Regions from separate parts of the Homo sapiens genome. Here region 1 is linked to region 2. A link is a loop called in an ENCODE intact Hi-C map of the cell type or tissue named here. Cell type or tissue: adrenal gland. All regions are shown on one strand. Links, peaks and the distances in the headings refer to the core of each region. The heading gives the core; the rest is flanking DNA. Region 1 holds the start of GRIA1 (glutamate ionotropic receptor AMPA type subunit 1). Region 2 overlaps GRIA1 (glutamate ionotropic receptor AMPA type subunit 1).

Evidence for each region. Peaks named below come from ENCODE experiments on the same cell type or tissue, not always from the same donor. Only the 100,000 strongest peaks of a DNase experiment are listed, where the experiment ranks them.
Region 1: it touches region 2 in a loop (5-fold over the local background); 42 of 110 quality-filtered maps call a loop at or near these places.

Annotation. Positions count from the first base shown.
Region 1 is chr5:153,485,927-153,494,782 of GRCh38, reverse strand. It overlaps GRIA1 (glutamate ionotropic receptor AMPA type subunit 1), which reads right to left and starts at 4,113. Exons shown (of 16, transcript NM_000827.4): 1 at 3,813-4,113; 2 at 718-855. The coding sequence starts at 3,894. In adrenal gland, for the core only: no CTCF peak of the experiment used is centred there; a DNase peak (open chromatin) is centred at 4,188.
Region 2 is chr5:153,708,117-153,716,116 of GRCh38, reverse strand. All of the region lies in intron 11 of GRIA1 (glutamate ionotropic receptor AMPA type subunit 1), which reads right to left. Among named protein-coding and RNA genes, the nearest start is that of LINC01861, 190 kb to the left of the region's middle. In adrenal gland, for the core only: CTCF peaks have their summits at 3,970 and 4,170 (motif pointing right); no DNase peak of the experiment used is centred there.

The DNA.
Region 1 (8,856 bases), core at 1-8,000, 220 kb after region 2:
CATGTGAGCACAGGCTTCCTTTTCATTCCTAGTTGCCAGGAAAACTCAGAATGGTGTTTGTTGCCCACATTTTACAATGCATTCAATTCAGATGTCAGAGATTTATCTATCCCTTCTTCTTGAGGCCACCTTTGTTCTGTTTGATGCTCAATGACCATCCTACAAACTGTGCCTTAAACAACCAATTTCCTCAAGCTATTTTTAAAATGACCAAGGCACCAAGTTTTAATTATTGGTCACTTCCGAAAATGAAGAACCAGATGTGTACAACTTCTCAGCTATTATTTCTTATCAAGCTACATTCTGTCCATTTAACATGTAGATAGGAAATGCCTTAAGCACTTTAAACCACATTTTCACAAACTCAGGACCCTTAATTCTATGCCTCTCAGAAGATTCGTATGTGTAAAACTCTCTCAGCTGTGCCAGAAAACCTCTGCAAGGTAGGGAAGATGCAGTCAACCCAAGCACCCATCGTGCTGGCATTAAAGTTAGCTGACAGTGAAAAAGCAAATCCATTACATGAAGCATTGCAGGGGCTAAAATGCCAACTGCTGGAATCACTCAGAAGCCTCTAGAAATTTTTCTTGGAGGGCTTTCTCTTACAAAGACGAATGGCAACTGAAGTCATTTTTGCAACACCACCACCTACCCACAGGCCCTCCTTTCATTGGTCTAGCGCAGAAAGACATCTCAGAAATAGAAGCAATTACTTACATCTATAGGTCATCTCAAAGCTGTCGCTGATGTTCACAATATCAATCTGGGGGAGCAGCTTCGGGGGCTCTGTGAGTTGCGACAAAGCAAATCTAAAAGCAGCATGTTCCTGTGACTGCTGGTTTGGAAATAATCCCCCTATGAGAAAAGAAAATGCAACATGGTATATGGGCTAGAGACAGGTTTTAGTTCCTCACGACTCACTCCAGATGAGTCCTTTTCTTCTCCCCATGCCAAACTCACTAGCTGTAGCCTTGAGTGGTAGAGATGAGAGTTCAAATAGGCTTAACTGGACACTGAAACTTAAACTCCTACAGATGAGCTTTTTTGTGACATGGGCCTCTAATATCTATTACTTTGCTCAAACATTTGATTGTGTACCCCTCAACTCAGCTAAAGTCAGAGAAAACAGGAGACTTGTGCCATTTCTCTTCTTCCTCCCTTGTGCAAACCACCTAGGAGCTGCTATTCTCTTATATAAACATACACATAAGCCCCCTCACCCTCTAGTCATGTCTAATTTTTCTTACATCAGCCTCATCTCTCACCAGAGAGCCTTACGGGAAGTAGGTACTAATCAGTGCTGCAGGGTGATTGAAATCTAGCTCTGGGACCCTGTGGGCTTCTCCACTACTATAACTGTTTACATGGACAGTTTTTAGTCTTTGGCCTAGCAAGACCTGCATGCAATTTAACTATTCTATTGCCCCTAAGGTTTATTATTCATTTTCTCTAAAAACTCTTGCTTTTCTGCAAACAATGTTTTGCTTACTCTTTCACCACACATGATCCCAGTTACCTAGGAATGACTTGTTACATAAGGGATTGCCATTGTGTGTTTGCATGGTGGAACCTTGTGCTTCAAAGATGTGGGATCTTAGGCATCTCAAGAGGATACAAACATTCTATTCTAGTAAAAGGTATAGTAAAGGTGCCTGATGGGATGCCTGTTCCGAGAAACAAGAGTCCATGGCTTACCTTTGTATTTACTGTCAACATGTAAATCAATTACATTTCTGTGAATTAAAATCAGCCATTTCTAGAGACTGAACTATAATGATGTTTACATAGAAGTTTATCTCAAATCTGACAGTAATCACAGTCCAAACATAATGCACTTCTAACTTCTTGTAGAGTGGGTGTCTGTTTTTAAGAACCAATAAATGGATTGCAAGCCTTTTGTTACAGATCACACAAATAGAATCAAGTACTACCTGATGGCAGTGATATTTTCAGCATTTTGTTCTACAATTTAATGCTTCAATCTCTTTTTTTTTTGAAAACAGTAGCAATGGCTTTATCAGTTGAACAACCAAGTTAGGGCTAAATATAATTTTAAAAATATGCAGAGATACATGAGAAAACATAGCACATACATGAAACATCCTCATGCATTTATACCATTTACTATATACACAAATATACTAGACAAACACTTCCAAGCCACAAAGGATAGGTAGTATATAAGCACAAATGTAAACAATGCCACATGTAAGAGCCAGTGATTTCCACATGTACAAGTGCTCCCATTTTAAAGAATGAAAACAAAAAAAATTCTTGATTATGATGCTCCCCCTTCCCCCCAGATGACCACACCCCAAACACTTCCCTGTCCCCTTTCTCCTCCTCTGCAATGAATGAAAGAGAAAGGATGGGAGGTTGAGGAGTAGAAGGCTACGGGCTGGGCTACAAGGGAAGTGTCTCCCCTGAAGGCAGGAAGTTTTGCGTGTTAGGCACTAACACACAGATACGTACACACTTCAGGATGTAGCTTAACAGGTGTCAGGAAACAAAGCAAGTTACTCCATGGCCACTCCAAGCCGCCAGCTAGCTGGAGAGGCTGAAAGAGATGGGTACTGCAGCACATGTATGCCCGACAAAATATCAATTGCACCACATCCCCCCTCAAACACACACTCACAAAAGAGCACAAACTCCCAGCAATGCGAACTTTCCCTAGTGGAGCTATCTCCCTACCAGGGGAGAGAGACTAGAAACCAAACCAACGAAGATGCTTCCAAACACAGCAGCTTGCTTCATTCCGGGACACAAACGACACTGACATGCTGGTCACACGGAAGCCCCAAGCCCTTGTGGACATGCTTTGTGATTGGTGTTATTGCTTCTGTTTGTTTTGCTTTCCCTCATGATTATCAGGAGTAGCAATATCTGTCAGTCCCCTCAGAAATACAGGGAGGGTGGCGGGGCCTTTGAGAAGTGTAACAACTAAGAAGGGGAAATGGGGAACAAAAAAAGCATGCAGCATGTTGAAACCTGCCTCCAAGTTGAGAGGATGGAGCCCAGTAACAAGGATAATGGAGAGCCAACAGGAGGAGAAAGGAGCATGTGTACGTGTGTGTGTTTGTGTGTGTAAAAGGTAGACCTCTGTGGATAGGAAATCTAAGAGGAGGGGGCAAGGAAGGAACGGAGAAAAGGCAGGCGAGGAAGTTCCAGGATCGGGGGAGTGGAGACCACCAGCGCAGCATGGCAGACAGCAAAGAGAAGGCAGCTGGAGGAGTCCAGAACAGGAGAGGGAGCCTACCCGCCTTGGAGTGGGGGCCTTCTGGCATTATTTCAGTGGCTGCAATATACCCAGCACCCCTCACTCCTTCTTCTCGAGGGTCTCTTTTCTGTCCCCCAGCAGAGAAAGCACTGCCTCCTTCAATTACATATATATGTGCATATGTAATATATAATCACACACGTGAAAACACACACACCATACATACTTACATTAAAAATGGAATCAAGCACCATCTACCAAGCAATAGAGTTAACTCCTTAAACACCCACCACCCTTTCCAGCCTGATTTTTTTTTTCCTCCAAAGCGATGGTTCCTCCATTTCACATGCTCTTGCCTGGAGTGCGAGTAGGGTATGTGTGCGTGTGTGAACACTTCCCCTCTGCCCCTCATCCGATCAGGAGAAGCCCCCTCCTCTGGCTGTAAGCCCAAGTCTCCCTTCTGTTACCGCAGCACAGCTTTAGGGAGCCAAGCAAAACAGTCAGTACCGGGGAGGGGGTACACAACCCCTATCCCCAAAAAAATCCCTGGCCAGACCCAGAAAGTCCCTCCCCAGGCTGCCCCCTCACTCACCGATCTGGATATTGTTGGGGAAATTGGCACCTACTACCGCGCCTAGGAAACCGGTGCAGAAGAAGGCAAAAATGTGCTGCATATTCCTTTTTGCATTGGCGAAAAAGAAGCCCAGGTCCAATCATAGATTTGGTGTTTCCCCCCCTTTCCCTTTATTCTTCTCGCTGTTCTGCCTGTTCTTTTCCTCCTGCAGTTCCTTCCTTGCTTGCTTGCTTCCTTCCTTTCGTGAGGTTTGTCTGTTTCCCTTGGAATCCGAACACTTAAACTGCAGCGTTAACACCAACTGACAGCCAGATTAACTGAGCACGGGAAAAGAAGCCCGTCCTCATGCTAGCTGGAGCGCTGGCTCCCCCACTCCCTCTCCTCTCCCCTCGCAGCCTGCCTCTCTCTCCCTCCCTTGCTCTCTCTCGCTCTCCCCCTCACACTCACACAGGCAGCAAGCTCTATGCTAATACCCACCGAGCTAGCTTGGAGTTCCACAGCCGACCTCCCTACCTGTTCCCCCTTCCTCCCATCCTCACCTTATCCTCCTTTCTGTGTGTGCAGAAAGGTGGAGGTGGGGGTGTGTGACACGTGGCACTTGGTCCTGAAAGGGGCAACCCCACAGTCCTCTTTACCCTCCCCTGCCTTTCTGAGCTCGGTCTGCCCGCTCCCCCAGCCCCCAGGCTGAAGCTGCTGGGAATGTGGGTTCAGCTGTAAGTCAGTAGGTGGCAGGGGGTCCCCACAATAGTCCTCAATCCACCAGCTGCTTGATCTAGGTCACTTTTTCTAGGAGTGCATGGGCTGCGCTGGATATATCTCCTGCACTCCACTGGCCCAATTATTCCTACAACTAATTCCTGAGGGAAAGACCCTAGAAATCCCTCCTAGGAAATTTAAAGGAAAAAAAAAAAAAAGCTTTCTCTCTCCTAATGGAAGGAATGACAGATAGACAAACAAGGGAGGATCTGGAGTGACTGGCAGGTATTTTGACCAGGTATTTGACAGTCCCTGTCTACCTTTACAAGTGAAACGGTGGTCTCTTTTCAATCCTAGGCATTTAAAATGGGCCCCCTTCTCTCTTTCCCTGCATTCCACAGGAGTCTATAGCATCAGAATCGTGTGGGTGTACAATAAAGACTAAGGATACTTACACAGAGCAATTACATGAGTCATTTTGCAGGGATTCTAGTGAGAGGATTCAAGCTTCTTTCAGGTCTTTCTGGATGCTGGTCATGTCTGGTGTAAGCTGGAACTTCATAGACTCTCCTAGACCAGGGCTTCTGCTGAAATAACCTGTAGAGAGATCAGCTGTGTTCAGGATAGTAGTGTTAAATGCAAAGCAGCAGCCACTAGCCGCCACAGAATACAGTTTTTGAAGGAACTTTACAGATTTTTATCCATCTATCTTCACTCCAAACCTGTAAAGTGGCCATGAGCCCTGTTTTACAGATGAAAAAGATAAGACTTCTGGGATTAAGTCATAAAGACACAGACCTACTAAGATGTACAGTACAACCTACAAACTTGAGTGCTTTGGCCGTTACCAGTTGACTTACTGCCCTGGCCAGGACTCCTGTCCAACAGGAGATGATCCAGGAAAAGGAAAGTCAACTTTGTCTTTAGTAAGAAAGAAATAATAGACTTTGGACTCCATTTTGCTTTGCCATATGAATAGGCCATTTTATCCACAGACTCTTCACTTCCCTCACCAGGACTGTATATCATGTGGACTTGAGTGACAGCTACAAGGACTGGGATTTGTAAAAAATATCTGACCATGTACAATGAAGCCCCAAAATAGGAACAACTTGGAGGTCAAATGCTTTGTGATTTCCTATGCACTTTCACATATATTAATTAATTAGCTAAAATAATTTTTAAGGCTAATGTTTATTCACTATTTTGAATGTGCCAGGTACCATGCTAAGAAATGCACCTGCATCATTTATTTGTACAATACCTGTGTAGGTAGCCTCATGCCCATTTTATAGATGAAGAAACAGAGGTCTAAAAACTCACCCCAAGTTTTCACTGCTAATGAAAGAGATTGGGCATTTAAACACAGTAAATGCCACCATCAGGCCCCAGCTCTTAACTCTTAGGCTCTAATAACAGCAAGCACTGGGTAGGAACCTTCTAAAGGAAGAATAAGCATCAGCATAGGAAGATGAGAGAACAGAATCAGGAAAGATCACTTCTAAGGTCTCTGCCAACATTAAGAGTCTCTGATTTAATGATTCCATCTTTTAATTTCTCCATTTTCAGTTTTTGTATCTTACTACTTTGAATAGTACCTGGGGATCTTTTAGGTTCCCTAAGCTTTGTGCCTGGTAATAATAATAATTAGGCTGTCATTAAAGGCTTCACACCTTGCAATCACCTTTTAGAGGAAGCTCTTTAGACCCTTTACAAGCAAAACCTCAATGTCCCCCTGCATTAGGTAAGATTTGTTTTGCATACTTTGTAGGGAGGGGACTTTTAAGGGAGTCAAAAAGATGAATTTTCCATGGTCATTATAAATCATATAGTCAAGCAGATCTTCCTAAAACAGAGGTCTACGTCATTGCCCTGCTCAAGTATGGTCAATAGCTCCCCTTGGTCTATTAAATACATAGTTGTTCACTGATTAAATATAGAACTTACATATTTCAAGTGTAGGCATCTAGGTCAAACTACATTAGGTTCAATGTTTATTCCATGTTTCTTTATAATTCTCTTCATTTCAAATGTTGGTGGGGAACCTATTCTGTATCTCACAGGGTGCCAGGTGCTGGGCAATATGAAGAGGAATCAGACACAGTCTCTGCCTCAAGGCAGGTGAATGTGGCAGAAGAAGAAGACAGACGAACCCGGACAACTGTCACCCAGAAAGACCATGACAAGTGCTCTAAAAGATGTAAACACAGCAGCGGGGGAGCAAAGAAGGATGCAATCAGTGTGTCTGTCTGTGGGGATCCAGCAAGGCTTCAAAAGAACTGAGCCGTGAAGGATGAGGAGATTATAGGCAGTAACTGAGGACTGGGAAGGACATGCAAACCAAGGAAAGAGCCCCAGCAAAGGCTGGGGGCAGGAAAGAATGCCACGTGCTCTGTTAGCCTGGAGCCGGCAGTGCATAACTGGGAAGAGTGTACTGGGGAACTTGGAACTTAGAGGAAGTCAGTGTCAGGATTTGGAACCCACTGAATTCCTGGTGGACCATGATGAGCCATGGGGGCATTTTTAGTATGCTAGTTACAATAGCGGGCATGTGCATGAGAAAGAAAAGATTGACCACTGGTAGAAGGTGATTTTCTCATTTCCTCATCCTCAAAGGTTAGAACTACCTACCAAACAGCTTCATTTCCCTAAATAACTTATTTGACGTCATCCTTTATTAGCTCATCATGCTGTCTCTCTTTAGAGTCCCCAGTCCTATTTGCCATTCCCAAAGTGGCAAAGTCTTCAAAGTGGCTACATGATTAGCTTAAGACAGTGGTTCTCAACTGACAGCAATTTTCTCCCCCAGGGGATATTTGGCAAAAATGTCCAGAGATGTTTTTTGTTCTCACAATTATGGAATTGTACCCCTGGAATCTCATGGGTGAAGGCCAGGGATGCCACTAAACATCCTACAATTCACAGAGCATCCACCCCACAAAAAAGAATTATCTGGTTCCAAATATAAATAGCATTGAGGCCAAAAAACCTTCCTTAAGGGGACTAGTGATTGGCATGCCAGGGACTGGGCACCAGGACCCTGCAGCGTCCCTCCCATTATATTACACTGAAGAAAAATTAAGTTGATTATCTTTTAAGACTTTTCATATTTTAAAGTGGGATATCTGAAGATGGGTGCTCATTAAAGTCCAGCAGTTAAGTATCTAATGGAGGAACTCCAGGTGGCTGACATCCCATTGGAAAAGCCTCCAAATGCTGCTCAAATTGTGCTCTAGAGACAGCATGGCACCTACTCCTCAAATTAATTATGACCCATCCCAGCTCATATTTTTGGCATACTTTAAGTCCTCTTACCATGTAGCCAAAACAGTCTAAGATTTACTTATTTTGGCTTTGTTTTGACACCGCAAATCAAGGAGAATGGTGTTGGACAGGGATTACAAATGCAAATGCTTCCTTGAGCCAGGCAGGGAAATGAATGAAGTGAGCCAAGTTGGGGAGAATGGGGAAGACAAACGGAACTAGAGAGACTGTGCCCTGTTAAAGGTGGCCACAGGGACTCAATAGGCAGCAGATTATTACCATGAGGAATTGTAGGCCTAGAGTGGCTAGATCCTCAGATTCTTTTCTCAAGGAAAAGTAGAAATATGGAATATATATATATATACACACACATATATGGGATATGGAATATAGTGACTTAGGGAAAAAAGGGGTAGGGTAAGAGTAGTGCCTCTGAGCTTGATCTGACTGACAGGCCACGGAGTGCCAGTGGAATCCTGGAGACAAGAGTCCAACCACTTCTCATGCCCAGTATCAATTTAGGGGCCAAGTCCATTTCCTCTACAAGACTGTTTCCTCATCTATTAAATGACAAGATTAGATGTGGTGATGGCTACAGACCCTTCTGGTTCTGACACTCTGTAACTCCATTTGACAGCAGGGGCTGGGGTAAGGGAGAGAAAGGACAGATGTCAGGTCTGGGGAGGCCCATTCTCTCCTCTACCTCCTATTACCTGTGATAGTGGTATTGGCAAGTTCCTTCCCTTCTTGGACTAGTTTCTCCATCTGCAAAATATGGGTGTTTCACCAAGGTTTCTTCTGGCTTTAACATTTTAGGTTTCTAGTGTAAAGCAATTCAAGGGGGTGGGGGGACCATCAAATTTATGATCTAAGAACAGATTGCTGACAGCTAACCAACTGGCAAAAATGCAATCAGAGAGAGGGTGCCTCTGTGGCTTTAGAAAGGCCTTATTTTTAAAGATGTTTTAAAAAATAATAATGATAATATTTTTTCATGTTTTCTAGCACAATTCATACAGAAGGCTCCAAAATAATCCACAGACTGTGTGTGTGGTGAGAACACACCCCAAAGAATGTAATTACCCACCCTGGAGTTCTGCCA
Region 2 (8,000 bases), core at 1-8,000:
AAGAAATTTTTGCTACTATTTTTCCAGCAAAGAGATCAGAGCTTTCCTGAATAGTGGGGTAGCTGGCAACATTAGGATGACAAGGTAACTTTATTTTCTGGTTCCTTTTATTTCTTTATCTCCAATTCTTCCCACTTCTTCTCCAAATCCATTCAGGGACCAGGACTGAGTTGCCCTGTGTTACACAGGTAGTTAGTGACAGCTGGAAATTCTCCCTATTAGCCGATTTTCTCTTGATTAAATGAAAAACAGGACAGAGTCCTTAGCTATTGTGAAGATGGACATTCAACAAACATATGTTGAGTATTTAGAACATACAACCCCTCATGTCAGGTTTTGAATAAGTTGTAGAAATGAGTCTACCAGTCTCAATAAGAAACAGACATGGTAACTATAGTGCAGGGTTGAAGATTTAAGATGCCCTCAGAGAGGTGTAGGTGACAGCAACAATGGCAACAGCAGCAATAACAACAGCATTTACAGTGTGTCACCCCCGTGCAAGGCAAATGTTTTCCATGAATCTCATCATTTAATCCTCAAAATATCTCATTTGAGGTAGGTCTTATTATTTTTCCTGTTTTCCAGAAGTGGAAACTGGATGTAGGAAAGTTATTTTCTAAAGCTCACACAGCTAGTAGGTAGTAGAGTCAGAATTCAATCCCAGCCGGCCCTGCTGCAGAGTTCAAGCTTATAACTATGACTATAAATCACAGATTCAGAGGAGTAATTGGAGTTGGTTGGGGGAGAGTGAGAAGGCAACATTTGCAAATGGGGAAGGAGTTGAGCAGGAAAGGTGGGAAAAGTCACTCCAAGCAGAGGGAACAATAAAGGCATAATGGGAGCATGGAGCTGGGAGACAGAATGAAGCACAACTTGGCTTGGTTGGAGCCTTGGCTAAGCTGGGAATCATAAGGAGGTGAGCCTTAGGTGGGGAGCTAGGGACATACTAGAGACCATCTTACTTCCATTTTGCAGAGGAAAAAGTGAGACACACAGAGAGAAAGTGACTCATCCAGTGGGTTAGTAGTAGCTGAGATTGAGCTTCTTTTTAAATTCCTTTACCACCTCCTCCATCCCTTGTGACAACAGCTGGTCCTACTTCTGCCTTTGGGTGGGACTCCACTCTGCTTTAGCAGGCAATATGCCTCCTTATTTTGAGGCCGTTTCTCCTTCAGCCACTAGATGCAAACAGTGACTGTCATCAGCTAGGTTTGTGGTTTCTATTAGTGTTCTTGACACCATTTATTTTCTGCTGGGTGTCTTGGACTTAATTCACCTATTATCTCCGTTGGACATAGCTAGAGGTAAAAGCATATGTAAGTGGTGTAGCAAAAATGATTCATTCACCACGGTTGGATGGTGGTACCTAACTCATATTCAAAACCATCAGGCTCCCCATAGGGGTTTCAGCATACTTTCCTCGTCAATTCAATTAGTTATGCTTTCATTTTTTTCTGTCTAGAGCTCAATACTTCTTTGCAGGTGAACAACTGGGTTTCTTGGTCACAGATGCCATATATCCAGTGAGGGTTTAAAAGAAAAACAAGAGGTCGTCTCTGGGAAAATGCAGAACCTACGAAGATGTAGCTAGCCATAAATAGGTTTCTCTGGATACAGGAATTTAGGGACCATCTTTCTTTTAGTGCAGCCACCATTTATGGTCTGGATTTTCCAAAGTGTATGAAAGGAAAGAAAAATACAGCAATCAGATTTCATGCTTGGAATCAAAAATGGAGGGGAAAAGGAGAAAAATTCCCTTAAAAATGTATATATAAATACGATATTCCAAGTGTGTCTAAATGCAGTAAGTACATACGGTGGCTGTTTTATTCCTCACCATTCTTTTAGGGCTCTCAAACTGGTGGCGTACAAGCTGAATCTAGGCATGCTTTTGTTTGGTCTGCATGGAGTTCCCATGGCAATGACTATCCAGAGCCGAGGGGGAGCTATCCTCTCTAGCTGACACATGCATGTGCCGTTCACCACAGCCCCCGGCTGACTTCCACTCCTATGCTATTGAACCTACACTAATTATCTGTGTGATTTTGGCTATGTCCCTTCCTCTCCCTGTCACCCAGAATCCTCGCCTATCGAATTGGGATGGCCATGTTAATCACATTTTTATTTTATTTATTGCCTGCCTCTTCTCTCTGGAATGCAAGCTCCAGGAGAGTAGGAGCTTTTGTCTGCTATGTTCTGTGATGTCTCTCACAGTACCTTGAACAATGTTTGTTAAATAACAGTTGCTAAAGAAACACTTAATGAATAAATAAATGAATAATTGGTCCTCAATATCCCTTTCAGCTCTGTGAAAAACTTTCTGAAAATTTTCCTATTGTAATTTTGGAGAAAACAAATCTCTCCGTCAATTAAAATGTTCAAAGTATAAACTTCCAGAACAATCTAGAGACAGCAATTATGCTTCCCCCTTGCTGATGGCCAGAACTGCAGGCTGAGACACAGAAAATGATGGTTTCATTTGCATATCCAGTGAAGGCTTTTATTCTCCTGTCACTGCACTCATTTTAACATTTCCATGCTGCCTTTGGAGCTTGTGAAACTTCTACTCTTCTTCTCAAAGGTCTGTAAAACTGCTCAGTAGCAGAACCTGGTTCTGGGTCTCACCATCAGGTAGCAGAAGATTAAAATGGAAAAAGTAGGAGCCACTGATCTGGAGTTCCACACCCTATCTCCCATGATGGGGGCCACCCCCACACAGTCCATGCACACTTCACACCTGCCATGACTGCAGAATCACCTCACCTGGGCCAGTCCCTTTGTGTTGGTGTTGCTTGCTAATGGAGAGGAAAAAACTGTCAAGGTGAAATATGCTGGTGAAACCCTTGGTAAGTTCCTCTTGCTGGCTTGGCCTGCAGAAGGCAGGGTCATCAGGACAGCCAGGCCCCTGCTTTGAAGGCCACAGTCAACACTCCTGTGCCAAGGGCCTCGCTCACCCAGCATGTAACATACTATAGGGTAGTGAGCTGGCGGACCCTGGGCTCCATGTTTACGGCTTTTGACTCAATATCAAACTCAATGTTGACTCAGCATCATTTCTAGCTGCCATATGGGCCTTGCTTTCTGTACTTTTAAGCTGACTTCTCTGGGCAGCACCCTAGTTCAATGACTTCCAAACTTTAATCCCATCAGCCCTGGGGCAGAAGTGGGTGGGGAGGCTTGTGAAACATGTAGAACTTTCTCTCCAACTGCAGAGTTTCAAATTCTAGAGAGCTGAAATGAAGTCTGAGAACCTGCATTTGGACAAACATCCCAGGTAATTCTGACGCAGAGGGTCCCAGCAGAAACCCCCATGCCTAGTCCCAAGACCCAGATTAGCTATCGCACATTTCCTGCTCATCATTTTTGACACATCCTTGTGACACTGTTCCTTGTAGAAATGAACCTGTGGCCTAAATGACGTTTGCATTTTCAAAATGAGAAATGTTTGACAATTTCAGGCTGCCTTCATCAACTTGCCTCAATATTTACTCTCAGGCTCTTTCTCTTCCCCACAATACTACAGTGACATCAAGAAGAGCAAGAGAAATGGGTTTGCACAGCTCTTGCTGGGATGGGAGGACAGAGAGCAGGAGGGGGAAAGAGGGGAAAGAGGAAGGTTTCTCATAGACTCTCAGTGCCAAAGGCATACTGGTTACTATGAAACTTGTATGTGAATGCAAAGGTCAGGCTATCGTTGGTTATTGGCTTGGGCTGTCCTCATTGGCCACCATCTTCCTACCGTGAGTCAGTTAAAAGGCCCTCAACAAGGCTGGGCACAGTGGCTCATGCCTGTAATCCCAGCACTTTGGGAGTCTGAGGTGGGCAGATCGCAAGGTCAGGAGTTCAAGACCAGCCTGGCCAACATGGTGAAACCCCATCTCTACTAAAAATACAACAATTAGCTGGGCATGGTGGCACACGCCTGTAATGCCAGCTACTGGGGAGGCTGAGGCATGAGAATTGCTTGAACCCGGGAGGTGGAGGTTACAGTGAACCGAGATCATGCCATTGCACTCCAGCTCTGGGCAACAGAGCAAGACTCGGTCTTGGAAAAAATAAATAAATAAATAAATTAGTGGAGGGAGGAGGTTATGATATCAGGCTCCAGGAGACCTCCAAAGCACCATCACTCCCCCCGCCTTAGACTTCTTCTCCTGAGAGTAATTATCTCCACTAGGTGGAGACAATTATTACACATTCCAATTCAGTCTATGATCAAGAATAAAAGAGAGAATTCTGAAAGCTAAAGTCATAATTTCCCATTTTCCTCCATTCTCCTAGCACCCTCTAACCTCCTCTCATTCTCTTACTAAGGTCACCTGAACCCAGGAAAATATTGATGCCATGGAGAAGCCATTGGGAAAGTGGGGCCATGGGTGTAATAAGCTGAAGAAGCTCACTCTCAGTTCATTTGAAGGCAATGGAGCCTTGGGCTGAGACTACACAGTAGGGTAGCATTGGACTGGGCACCAATCAGCCATAGGTATCGCCTGGGTGATCTTAGATAAAATGTCTTTCCCTCCCTCTCTGGCCTCAGTTTCCTCATGTGTAACATGGGGTGGGTAGACTAGAGCATCCTATTGATCCTGCCCAGAGCTAATAGTCCCTGGAACTGTGGTTCCCTGTTTTCCAAATGCTTCCTCCCTCTTGGACTCACCCTTGATTCCTCCCCCTCCTCATCCTCATAGATCCAATCCATCAGCAAGTCCTGTCAATTCTAGTCTCAGAGTGAACCATAAATCCATGTCGATGACCATCATTCTAATTTCCATCACTGTAATTTCCTCAGGATGGCTATGAGAGACTCTTGTTTGGTCCCTCTGCTTCCACTCTGGACTCTTCTCTGCCGCAATTCATTTTCCTCATAGCTCCCCAGAGTGGTATTTTAGCATGCAAATCAATCCTTCCCTTGCTTAAAACCCTCCAATGGTCTTCCATTGCATTTAAAATAAAACATCAAATTTAAAATGTGACCACAGGGCCCTGCGCAGGCCTCTGCTTCTTCCTCCAATCTTATCTCAAACCTCCGTTCTCTTGATTCACTGTAAGCCAGACATACTTGTCACTCCTCCAGTCCTTGAGAGCAGTAAACTCCTTTTCACCTGAGAACCTTTGCATATGGCTATTTATGTCTCTTAGCTTTATACAAGTCTAGCTCATTCTTACCCATCAGCTCCTCAGAGAAACCTTCTCAGAACACTCTAAGTAAGGCTTGTTTAATTCCACTTCTTGTATTATCTATTGCAACAGCAGGTTCATTTTATTCATAGCACATCCCAACTTACACATTCACGATAATTTGTTTAATGTCTCTCATATCTCTATACTGCCAGCTCCTTGAAGCAAAGGCTCCTGCCCTCCACACTCCATCACCAATATATCTTCATATCCTCAGCACTTAGAACCATACCCTGCATGTCGTAGGCAGTTAGCAATATCTGTTGAATAAATGAATGATCTTGACCACACACATGGGGAAATGGATCAGAAATGAAAGTTGAAGGTACTAAAGATAAGTTTTGTCTGTGATGATTTTTATTCCTTCTTTAACATACTCCTCAAAATCTAAAATATCTATTAAAAATAGGTCTTTGGGCTGGGCACAGTGGCTCATGTCTGCAATCCCAGCACTTCAGGAGGCCAAGGTAGGCAGATCACTTGGGTTCAGGGGTTCAAGACCAGCTTGGGCAGCATAGGGAAACCTCAACTATACAAAAAATACAAAAATTAGCTGGGTGTGGAGGCTTGTGCCTGTAGTCCCAGCTACTCAGGAGGCTGAGGTAGGAGGATGGCTTGAGCCCAGAAGGTCAAGGCTGCAGTGAGCTGAGATTGCACCACTACACTCCAGCTGGGGTGACTGAGTTAAAAAAAAAAGTTGTTTTTTTTTTTTTGAACAAGAAGCAGGCTTAAAAGTAAATTCATGGGTCCCTTTTTAATCTCACCATCAACCTAATTAAAAAAATAAATTGTAATCTGTGATCATAGCTGAAGTGATTTTTAACTTTCACTGTTAAAATGGGTTATACAAAACCAATTTATTGAATATACATTTCAAAGGGTGGGTGGAGGAGTCTTTAAAGCATTTCAGTAGCATTCGCTGGCATACACCATTGACTGTGCTAATTCTGGATTATTTCTATCTATTCCTGGTGCCAGTGCAGAAAACATTGATTTTAGGCACAGTGGCCAATACTGCCAGTTGATTCCCCCAATATCGATTCCTACCCTGCCTACTCTAGAGGTTGGAAAACCTAAATTCTTGCCTTCTCAGCCTCTCTTGCCACTAGAAATAATCATGGCCACTGTCCTGACCAATGAGAAAGAAGCAGACATCTGTGTGGGGTGGAGAGTATTTTGTTAAGCTTTTGTTCTTCTGATCCAAAAAGACAGAAATAGAAGGCAACACTTTTTTTCCTTCATGCTGTTTGAACATGGACACAATATTTGGGAACCGCCATCTTATGAACAAGAAGAAAAGGCCAAGATAATTTACAGAATGGCCAATCTGGATTTCACCACAAGCCACTACCTGCTACCACTTTTCTTATATGTGAGAAAGATAACCCTCTTTACTGGGTTATCTTTGTCTTTACCATATTACTATGGTCAGGTTTTGATGTTATTTGCAGACAATTACACTTAGCCACATTTTGTTGGTTTTGGTTACTAGACATTAACATCAACTTTGAAGAGATTAGAAAGAGTTAAAGCTACTTGTGGATAAGTGCAGATATATGCAATTCAGATGAAATTGATTTCCCCAAATACTAAATTAGGAAGGGTTTATGACATTTTCTTTAAATAAGCAGCAAGATCAGTTAATTGAAGCTCATTTGGAAGGATGTTTGATGAATGTCAGCTTTAAAAGCCCCTTCTACTGCAGCACCCAGAGTGTCTAACATAGTGCTGTGCATATCAGAAGGTCATGAAACTTACTGACTTCATCAGGAAATATATAAACAACAATGACAACAAAAGTTTCTACTGATGTTTTTCATTGTCTTCTTAGTCTCTAACTTTGATCATTGTCTTAGCATCCTTGTGTTTTTGTCTGGTTCAAGGTAAGATGAAGTATATGTCTCTTCTCTTCTACATATATTTCCAAGAAACATTTTAATACATTCTCACTCTCTCAAGGGAGATTTTACAGGCTCCTAAACTCTGGGGTTAACCAAGGTTGGCTTGATTAAAAAAAGTCCATCTCAAGTGGATCAAAGTTCTAACTTCCTTTGGCAGTTCACTCTTGTGTCTGTCAGACCTTTCAGCCAAAGTCACCAACCCTTCCTCCCAGTTCCTATGAGGAGGAGTCTTAGGAATCCAGATGTGGCTGGTCTCTGGCATAAACCACTGGCTATTTCTGCTTTGTTAATGGACTTCTCTAGAAGAAGGTATTAGGCTTTCAAATCAGTGTGAACAGTGGCATCGTTTCTTCCAGTGAAGTTTAGACAAAATCCAAGTTAAAAAAAATCAATTAACATAATAAAAAAAGCATCCAGTTATAGCGCTTCCTGTGTGAAGGCTGGGTACTGTGTTATAGGATCTATACATACTTCTAAACTTTCCAACAAGATTTGAGGTAGAAACTATTATTTCCATTTTATTAATGAAAAAGAGGCATAGAGTAGAGTTGTTTTATGAAAATCAGGGAGGAGGGAGGCTGGATATGTTGTTCAGTCTCCTCTTCACCTCAATGTCAACTCCTATGATACCCTAGTGGAACCCTCAGAAGTCCGGAAAGCATAGTTTGAAAATCCTCTTGCAGCCAGAGGTCACAAACTCAAACACCCTCTGGGGCCAGCTGAGTAACACAGGAACAAAGAAGGTCAGGTTGGGGCTGGGGTGAACCGTGAATGCGCGGACCTGTTCAAGAGGGAAGCTACCACTCAGTTTTGGGTAACCATTGCCAAATTCTGTACAGATTAAACAAAAACCTGTCTGACAGAAGATTCAGTTTATGGACCACAAGATTGAAACCCCTGGAGGAATAGTGGGGAGAAAGA